Linked DNA regions of Homo sapiens: region 2 is linked to region 1. Evidence: chromatin loops called from intact Hi-C (ENCODE). Cell type or tissue: heart left ventricle. All regions are shown on one strand.

Region 1 (5,000 bases):
AGGGTGTTTATAATTCAAGGAACCTCGATTGTCTGCACACAGGCCTACGATGACTCTCCTCCTCAAACACATTGACCCTGAGGTGAAAGAAGCTGTTGAAGGGTTTTCTGAATCATCCACAACAAAACAATTTCAAAGAATTGTGGCAGCCAAATCCATTTTGTTGTTTAGATCCCAATTTTTCGAAAATCCTCAATCCATGAATGACAGCAACCTGTGGGGGAAGGCGGGGGGGGGTGGAGGTGGGAGGAGTAGGGAGGGCCCTTAGGTCCTGGAGTTGGACACAGCCTTAGATGTGGCTTCACCCTGTCAAAGAACAAAATTTTCACACATTGAATTTAAAGGTCCAGTTGGCTTTTATTATCGATTTGTGAATCAGGCAGCATCTTATCTATAAAATAGAAAAGGTGCTTTGAAGAACCAAGCAGATGGATGGGCAGAAAAGCCTGGGGATAGCAAGATCAAGAAACATGAAGTGGCTTGGTCATTTCAAAGTTACTTTCCTTAAAGGGTTTATACACAGGGGACTTCCCTCTCATGCCTGTGCAGGTGGATGGGGACCCTTTTGATACAGGAGCTAGAAAGAAATTAGGCAGTTAGTGAGGGTAAGAGAGTCCTCAGCAAGGTTACCCTTTTAATAAAAAGCAGCCCCCGAATCATTTCTTTTCTAACAAAGAGTGGCCTGAAAAGTTGAGCTGCAAACATAGATAAGCAAACTGGAAGCTTGCATGGATGAATGCTGGCAGCTATGCCAATAGGAAAAGGCTACCTGGGGACCAGGCATGTTCAGCATGGAGGCTCCATCTTCCCTTTTCTTTGTCACCACGTGTACAGTAAAGAAACAGGCAATATGGCACATATCTGCATAATAAAAGATTAGGGTGGGGTAGCCATCTTCTTCGCACGTTATGTAAATGACACACCTGGTCCAACCAACCTTTGGGCCCTATGTAAATCAGACACTGCCTCCTCAAGATCATCTATAAAACCCTGTGCATTTCACCATGGAACCGGAAGACCTACTCGAGAATCCCCCTCTCTGCAGGAGAGAGACCTATTCTCTTTCTTTCGCCTGTTAAACTCACTCTGTGTGTGTCTGCATCCTCGATTTCTTTGGCATGAGGCAGTGAACCTCAGGTATCACCCCAGATGAATGACACCACTTCACTTTCAGTTGGTTGCTGTAAATCTCCTGATTTTTGGAAAACTGGCCCGTTTTAAAGTTCAGTTTGAGCACATGTCAGGTAGCACAAGTGACACTATTCTGGTTTGCTTTGGTCTGTTGGAGCCCAGTGGAAGGACTCTGTCCAAAGCAATGGCCTCCTATAAATTTTATTTAACAACCTGAGCCTGGGGTAATAGTGACCCAGATAATGGTACTGTGGCTTAGAGAGTCATTTCTCCCTAGTGGTCACTGTGTGTTTTACCAGACAGAACAAAGAGCTGCAGATCCAGGAACAGTGGTTAGCCAACTCAACAGCATTTCCCAGGGAGATGGCTCTCTGTGTAACAGTCATAATTTATCAAACATTTTTGGTCCTTCAGAAACATTCCTGTTTTCTTCTCTCTCCTCAGCACTTCCTGTTTCTCTTTCATTTGGAACTTTTTCTCCTTCGCTATGCCCATCTCCTTTTCTTCCTGGTATTTCTCTCGCTTTCCCTCTTCATTGCTAATCTCCTTCTTCTTCTCTTAACTGGTATCGTCTTTCATATGTATTGAATATGTGTCAGTGTTCCCTGTTATCAGTTTAAAAACTAGATCAATTTATACCCCAAATGGAGTGAACAGATTGAACAAAACACCTGATGCCCATTAAATCTGAATTTCAGATAAATAATAATAATATTTGGAATACAATTATACAAAAAATATTATTGCTTACCTGAAATTTAAATTTAACTGGGCATCCTGTATTGTATTCTCACAGCCCTGCCTCCACCTATAGCTCAGTGTGGGCTTCAAATCTTGTTTGTCCTGAGAGTCAGTGGCTCTTGCAAATAAAACCAGGTCCCACGAATTTTTTATGATGAACCTGGTAACTGTCTTACACTTTTTTTTTGAGACAGGGTCTTGCTGTAAACCCAGGCTGGAGTGCAGTGGCACTATCATGGCTCACTGCAGCCTCAGTCTCCTGGGCTCAAGGAATCCTCCCACACAGCCTCCCAAGTAGCTGGGATTATAGGTGTGCACCACCACACCTGGCTAATTTTTAGATTTTTTGTAGAGGTGAGGTTTTGCCATGTTGCCCAGGCTGGTCTTGAACTTTTGGGCTCAAGCAATCCTCTCACTTGGGCCTCCTGAAGTGCTGGGATTACAGGAGTGAGCCACCATGTCCAGCAGTCTCTTATAATTTAAAAAATGTGATCAATCAACATTTCCTGAACACCCCAAATTGCAGAGAGTTTTTGGTCTCTTGCTTTTATGTGACACCTACATCTTCCAGGAGCTTGTTTTTAAAGGCAGCTGGCCTTCTTGAGGCACTCTTAAGCCCTGCCATCACTGTGCCATCCCAGAAATTGGAGAAAGCTCAGGGTGCAGATTCCCAGGGTGGCTGAATTCAAACCGCAATGTCAGGCCCCTGTTAGGGAAGTTAAGGGAAAGTTAATTCTGTGGGAAGTGGGGAGGGGAGGAGTAGAAATTATAAGCTTTTCTTTCAATATGACATCTTTGCCTTGTATTTCCTGTACCTCAGGAATGACCGAAGGATTGGGGAAGAAAATACTCCCCCTGCTGATGCTCCTTTGGTTCTACTTGGGAGTGAAGCTCACAAGAGGAGGGACTGCAATAAACGTTCCCCAGATGATGCAGAGGTCTCTCTCTGCTGACAGTTAATACCTTGCCTCCAAGCCTGAATCGCCTTCCTGTCTGCGGGGTGTCTGAACGAACACAGCAAGATGTGCAGGTCACTGAGTTAGAAGAAGTCGGCAGGGCCTAAGGCCTTCTGCAAGGTGTGACTCTCTCCCTCCATACTGAGAACATTTTGAAGTGACTTCAGAGGCTGCAGGGCTTGGGAAGTCCCATGAGAACCGCTCCCCTTTCCCAAGGCACCGACATGGCCTGTAGCCAGGCATTGCTGTTTCTCAGCAGACTGATCCAGGCCAGGCTTTCTGCTCTCCCTGCTGGAGGACCGCCATCCTTATTGAATGTATTTCCAAGAAAGCAGTTGACGGGCTTGGCTGTGCTATTTCTGGAAATGTTCAATAGGCCATCTTCTGGCAGGGACCGCTGCTGATGGATGGGTCTGAAGGGGAGACCGAGTGCTCAGCGCCATCTCGGCCCCGGCCTATTCCCAGGTGTCTCTGAGCAACAGCCGTCCCCAAATACCACGGGCCGGCAGCTGGCGGGGGCTGTGGGCCTCTGTGGAACTTGCTTCCTCCCTGGCAGGGAAGCTGCCAGCAGGCCTACTGCTAAATGAAGACAGGCGCCCTGTGACTATAAATTACAAAACACATCAGCTCCGGCTGATGCACCGCATGTCCCGCAGTCAGTTCTGCAGGGGACACTTGGCCACTGCCAAAGGGCATTCCAGACAGTGGCTTTAACTCTTGTGGCAGCCACAGGAGAGAGGCCAAGCCTGTTGCTGGGCAGAGGAGCTCTTGGCAACTCCCAGAGGTTGCAATTGCTCTGGACTGCTGAGCTCTGTATAGACCAGGGCTTCTCACCCTCTGCACCATTGACATTTTGGACAACATACTTCTTTGTTAGGGGCCATCTGAGCATTGTAGGTTTAGCAGCATCTCTGTTATCTACTCACTAGATGCCAACATAATCCCCTGCCCCCCGCCCACCCACACACATACACAGAATTGTGACAACCAAAAACGCCTCCAGACATTGTCAAATGTCCCCTGGAAGGCAAAATCGCCCTTGATTGAGAACCACTGGTGTAGAGGAAAGAGGGTAGGGTCTGGGGTGATGGCAGAGAGAGGAAGATGCCAGTTCAGAATCTCCAGGTGAGCTGTGAAGCCAGGCAAGTAACAGAATCCTTTGGCCTCAGTTTCCTCATCTCTAAAATGAGAAGAAAGAGAAGGTCAAATCAAGGGAGTATGGCGATCAGCTGAGCTAATGTGTGTGGTGCACTTTGAGATGTATTTAAGCTCTAGGTCAAACAACGTAGGAATAGATGATCTAGTGCTTATTTTTTTTTTTTTCTTTTTTGAGATGGAGTCTTGCTCTGTCGCCCAGGCTGGAGTGCAGTGGTGTGGTTCACTGCTACCTCTGCCTCCCAGGTTCAGGTGATTCTCCTGCCTCAGCCTCCAGAGTAGCTCGGATTACAGGCACATGCTACCGCGCCTGGCTAATTTTTGTATTGTTAGTAGAGACAGGATTTCATCATGTTGGCCAGGCTGGTCCTGAACTCCTGACCTCAGGTGATCGGCCCATCTCAGCCTCCCAAAGTGTTGGGATTACAGGCATGAGCCACTGCGCCCAGCCTAGTGCTTAAATTTAAAGAACATGGCTCCCTTTGAAGAATTTAGCCGAGTATTTATAAAATTCCCCGTGACTCTTAAATTAAAACAAACAAATGCTTTAGAAAGCTTTTCTCTTTATTTTTTTTCTTCTGACTTCTAACAAGAATAAGTATGCCGTGTCTGCCTGAGGTTAATGTACATGATTTCCCCTAGTCTTCCTTGAAAGAGGCTTCAATTTTTTTTTTTTAAATCAACACCCTAGGAATTGTGTCCGTCCAATGAACAAACAGAAAGTAATGAGGGAAGGGAATGCCCCTCTATTTTATTCACAAAATTAGCATCCTTTTCTTTATAGTTAGTAACAAAAACTGGTAAGGAACCACCACAGCCCTATAGAAAGACACTGTTGCTTTAAATGAGCTTTGCTGTTATATAATTCTCTGGCTGATTTCACCCCTCCAGCTTTCAAGGAACTGTAAAGAAATCTCTAAAGGCTAATATTTCTCCTGTTCACACTGGCAGAAAAACACAAAGGAAACTGGTAACCTGAGCTCCCTGGAAGGTAAAAAAGGAAGAGCCGAGTCCTGG
Region 2 (5,000 bases), 210 kb after region 1:
ACAATTCTAGTCTCTAAAAGTCATGTATTTTTAAAAGGAACTTCGTAAATAGAAAAGTTTTGCTTGCCATAAATGGAAGGAACCCATTAAGTTGACACAAAAAAAGCAATACAACTAGATTCTAGCTAAATACTGTTGCCCACAGAAGGCTTTAAGCATGAGGACCTCCTATCATTCTTACCGAACTGAAACAGAAATAGAAAGGAAATAACTTTCTCATCATGTAATTCAATATTACTTAATCCCACATCCACGTATCAACTAAAGTCATGCTACGAGCCACACAAGATCACGGCTGCACACACATCTCACATGTTGAGAGCAAAACAAAAGGTAGCCACTGAGCCTCTGCTGATGTGGAATGTGATTCATCCCAGGGAGGAAGGTGTCTTATTAGCCACATTGTCACCTGTGGCTCCCACTTGACTTCCTGTGTATTTGTGGTCCCCTCTATCTGAAAGCTCTCCTCCCTGTATCAACTCTGCAGCCAAACTCAGTTCTCTGCTCAGTGTCCCCTCATCAGAGAGGCTTTCCCTGACCACCCCCACCACCACACATACCGCTTCTCTTCATAGCGCTCTTCACCACCAAATGTTATTTATTCATTTGCTTATTATCTGTCCCTGCCCTTATCCCCTCCCTCTACTAGAATACATTGAACTCCATGAAAATAAGGGCTTTGTTTTGTTTACTGTTATATCTCCAGCACCTACTGTCTTGCACAGGGGTCCCCAACTCCCATACCGGTCCGTGGCCTATTAGGAACCGGATCGCAGAGCAGGAGGTAAGTGGCAGGCAAGCGAGGATTACCACCTGAGCTCCTCCTCCTATTGGATCAGCAGTGGCATTAGACTCTCATAGGAGCATGAACCTATTGTGAACTGCACATGCCAGAGATCGAGGTCGCGCACTCCTTATGAGAATCTAATGCCTGGTAATAATCTAAGGTGGAACAGTTTCATCCCGAAACCATCATTCCCCCCAACTCTCCCGTTGGTTGAAAAATTGTCTTCCACAAAACCAGTCTCTGACGCCAAAAAGGCTGGGGACCTCTGGTTTAGCACATGGTCAAGACTCAGCAAATATTTGCTGGATGAACGCATGAATGCCCTCAACTGATCTGGAGATCCTCCATTTGTCTTTATATACCCAGTACCTGGCATTCAGTAGGTCCTTAGGAAGTATATGAAAATCGGGCTGGGTATACACAGAAACCTGGGCCCTCTGCAGACTCTCCCTTTACCGAGGGAAGGGTCTTGCTATGGATACTGACCCACTGTTCTCACTCTAGCACACAGGACGCCACTAGGCAAACACTACTCAGTCACAGTGGAAGCACATGGATAGACTGCAAGCTAGATACACTGAGACCAACACTGAACTTACATGCAGAGCAAGGTCAATTACGTGGTATGATTGGAGGAACCTATGAAAAGAATCCCAAGCTAGAAACCTCTCTAATAAACCCATCACAATATCTAAAATATCTGCCATTAAGAGCTCAGTGACTTTAGATGCATCCAAGTATGCAACTCAGAGCTAGAATGTATCTCAGGAGGGCGGCAGGTGTGGTTCTGTGTTGTCACTCAAGGCTGGCGCCACAAGGGGCAGGCAGAGCCCTTGAGCCCACAGGTAGAGGGGAAATGGACTAGCCAGTCCTGCGCACTGCTGTTGTAAGAGCAGCCAGGGAGTCCAGGGCACAGAGTCTATGGGGAGGACAAGATCAAGCCCAGAGAAGGTTGAAGCAAGTGTCAGCTTAGGGACAGCCATTCCAACAGGCTCAAGAGTTGAGACATCCAATGCTGATGCCGGAGGCACCGAGCTGTGTTCCCAGAGCTCTGTTCTTCACTCTCGCCATGGCTAAGAATACATAAAGCATGAATCAAACCAACGGAGGAGAGAAAAACAAAAACACTCCCAAGCTTAAAGGAAGACTGGGGCAAAAGGCAGAGAATCATGGCAGACACCCAGACCCACAGCCAGGGCCAACACAGTGGAACAGGGAGGGGGTCCTGTGGCCCAGGAGTCACTCCCACCGTGATTTACGCTGAGTCCCACCAGATGGGGAGGCTGGGCTGCCATCAACCTCCTTTCCAGATCCAGATTAGCTCAGGCACTGGAGGGAGCCTGTCAGTGCCGACAGGCCCCATGAGCAGTGAGAAGCCAGGCAGGCAGGCACAGGCTGCCTTCACCCAGACACGGCACTGTCCCTATCTCCTAAATGACCTGACAGGAGCCCAGAGAGGATTTCCAGCTGATCTAATGTCTAGTATGTGACCTTGGCCAGAGAGACAAACCATGAAGTGTTCTCTCCACGGTGCCAAGGTGGATTAAGTCATTTTATCACCAGAATTCCTCTTTTAAAAGGTAAGAGTCCTTACAGGGTGAGAAAAACACAAAACCAATGATCCATTAACAACTTTAACAACTTAAACCTTTTTTTTTTTCCTAACAGAGATTGGGAGACTAGTCACAGAGGCAGATTCTGAGAGAATCAAAAGGTTTAGGGTGTTTTTGTATGTTTTGAGATTTGATGGGGGTGGCGTTCAGAAGAGTAGAGAAGAACAAGATACAGCTCAATTCTCTAAACAAATTACATCCAGCACATAAGTAAAAAGCAACTAACCAGGAACAATCACCAAAATAAAGCCTCTGAGACAGCTCAAAATTTACAAGTGAAACAACGAAAATTAAAACAACAAACCAATAAAGGGGAAACCAAGCATCTCTGGGAAGACCAACACAAGAAAACCTTAATAAGATAAAATCAGTTCATTCTTAGAGAAGGATCAACGTCTTGGCTAAAAAAGAAGGCCATTCCTTCCCATTTGTTCTCAAGGCCTCCCAAGAGACTACTGAATCCATACAAATTAATTAATAAGTATGATCAAAATGAGGAAAAGGTAGGAAGAGTTTAATGTGTACATACATTAAGAGGTTAATGTGTACACACATTCTCCTATAGTCTAGATCCTCAAAACTCAAAGATATCTTTACAAAAATTTAAGTGGACTATTTTAAATCTTACTAAAATTACTCAATTACAACACTGGAGAAGCACCGAGGTCTTAGGCAGTAGGTTCTGGATTTCTTTTTTATAGGGACGTTAAATTGAAGGGATTTCAACTCTGATACTCTTCCCAGGATTTACAAAATAACAAAACCTAGGTTTCCAATTCAGTAAATCCCAATTTAATTTTAGAATTAAAATATTGCCACCAATTAAATTACTTTAAACATGTAAAAAATATTTTAAGTTCTGAAACAAGAGAAGGTGTTAACTATCAAGTTTAAATGCATAATTTCTTCCATTACTTCCACCCTTTCCTTCCCACACACACAAAAAACATATATATCTCTCTCTATATACATATATACATATACACACACACACACCTCTAGAACTTACGGTATACAGGATTTTCAAAAACATATGAAGATTTTAAAAGTGATTTTTAGGAGATAGGAAACTATAAAGTGAAGAAGTGAATGAATGATAAACCCCCAATTCAGGGCTTTTCACTGCGTGGGGGTTGGGAATGAGACAAGATTGGGAAGGAGTGCCCGGGGTTTTTAAAGGCAATCGTAATATTATTTTTCTTAAACTGAGTGATGAGGAGACGGGTGTTCGCTGTACCATTATTCTCCATATCTTACTTATATTTTGTAATATTATTTAAAATAGTCAATATTTAATAAATACAAGTCTTTTTTAAAAGAGTTTATGTGATTGTCACCGTGGAAGGTATTCAAAGACATATATAAATCAAACCCTCACTTCAGAATGTTTTTTTCAATAGCAGTGTTACTCAGTAAAAAGTAAAACAATTAAGATGACTGTACGAATTTGTTCCAGAGCCAACCTTCTACAGAATTAACAAATCTTGAGAAAAACCTTATTTTTCTAAACTTCTACACAGATATGCTCAATTTTTTTCCCATTATGTACTGCTTCATTCTGTTTGCTTTTTTAAAAAGCTATTTTTCCTCAGCTTCTCTGTAACTCTCATCATTTTGTAAAAAATGCCTTAATTCTTTCTAACTCTCTGAATGAATCTGAAGAAATAATGGGGTTATGGCCGAGCATGGTGGCTCACGCCTGTAATCCCAGCACTTTGGGAGGCCGAGGTGGGCGGATCACCTGAGGTCGGGAGTTTAAGACCAGCCTGACCAACATGGAGAAACCCCATCTCTACTAAAAATACAAAATTAGCCGAGCATGGTGGCACATGCCTGTAATCCCAGCTACTCGGGAGGCTGAGGCAGAAGAATTGCTTAAACCCGGGAGGCAGAGGTTGCAGAGAGCCGAGATCGCGCCATTGCACTCCAGCCTGGGCAACAAGAGTGAAACTCCGTCTCAAAAAAAAAAAAATGGTATTATACCTCTACGAATGACATACAACAGCATGATCTGTATCACCCAAAATGACCATAAAATTAAATTCAGTATTTTGATAGTGAAAGGCTTTCAGTTCACCTGTTTTGTTGTTTCCAACTATATGATGCCAGCAGAAACCTCTAAGTCAAATATCAGGAAAACACCAATAATTTTTTAACATTTCTCCAACTCTATGTTATCTATTCTGCTTTCAATAAAGTCATAAAAACATCTAGATACATTTTGTTCAGACATGTGGAGTATTTAATTTTGTAAGGACAATCCAAGCAGTGAATTCCAGTGGTCCTCAAAAGCCAGCTATGTCTAATATTTCAAAAAGCCTAAAGATACATTTAACTGTAACGAGCCCAGACTAGGAATGAAAATACTTTTGCTTTTTCCACTGGGATCTTACCAGGTCTTCCTAAAGTTAGCTGGCTATGTCATGCTGATCAGGTATTCAGACATATGTCAAAATATGAGGTCCATGGAGCAAAAATAGTAAAAGTGGTCTTATTATCAGTATTCATTTTTTTTAACCAGTATTTAAAAAATAGCAACCACGAAGTCTGGGGCCCACTGAACCGGAATAGTTCTATCACTCTTATCAGAAACCCCAGAG

What was found. Peaks named below come from ENCODE experiments on the same cell type or tissue, not always from the same donor. Only the 100,000 strongest peaks of a DNase experiment are listed, where the experiment ranks them.
Region 2: it touches region 1 in a loop (2.1-fold over the local background); 13 of 110 quality-filtered maps call a loop at or near these places.

What each region holds. Positions count from the first base shown.
Region 1 is chr12:93,893,058-93,898,057 of GRCh38, reverse strand. LOC105369911 (a long non-coding RNA gene) reads left to right here. Exons shown (of 3, transcript NR_135017.1): 3 at 2,693-3,093. It also overlaps a transcript of CRADD not described here. Among named protein-coding and RNA genes, the nearest start is that of CRADD-AS1, 160 kb to the right of the region's middle. In heart left ventricle, CTCF peaks have their summits at 1,415 and 2,732; a DNase peak (open chromatin) is centred at 3,267; H3K4me3 peaks cover 1,284 bases; H3K27ac peaks cover 3,014 bases.
Region 2 is chr12:93,680,261-93,685,260 of GRCh38, reverse strand. All of the region lies in intron 2 of CRADD (CARD and death domain containing adaptor protein), which reads right to left. Among named protein-coding and RNA genes, the nearest start is that of CRADD, 5.4 kb to the right of the region's middle. In heart left ventricle, no CTCF peak of the experiment used is centred here; a DNase peak (open chromatin) is centred at 2,140; H3K4me3 peaks cover 1,023 bases; H3K27ac peaks cover 5,000 bases.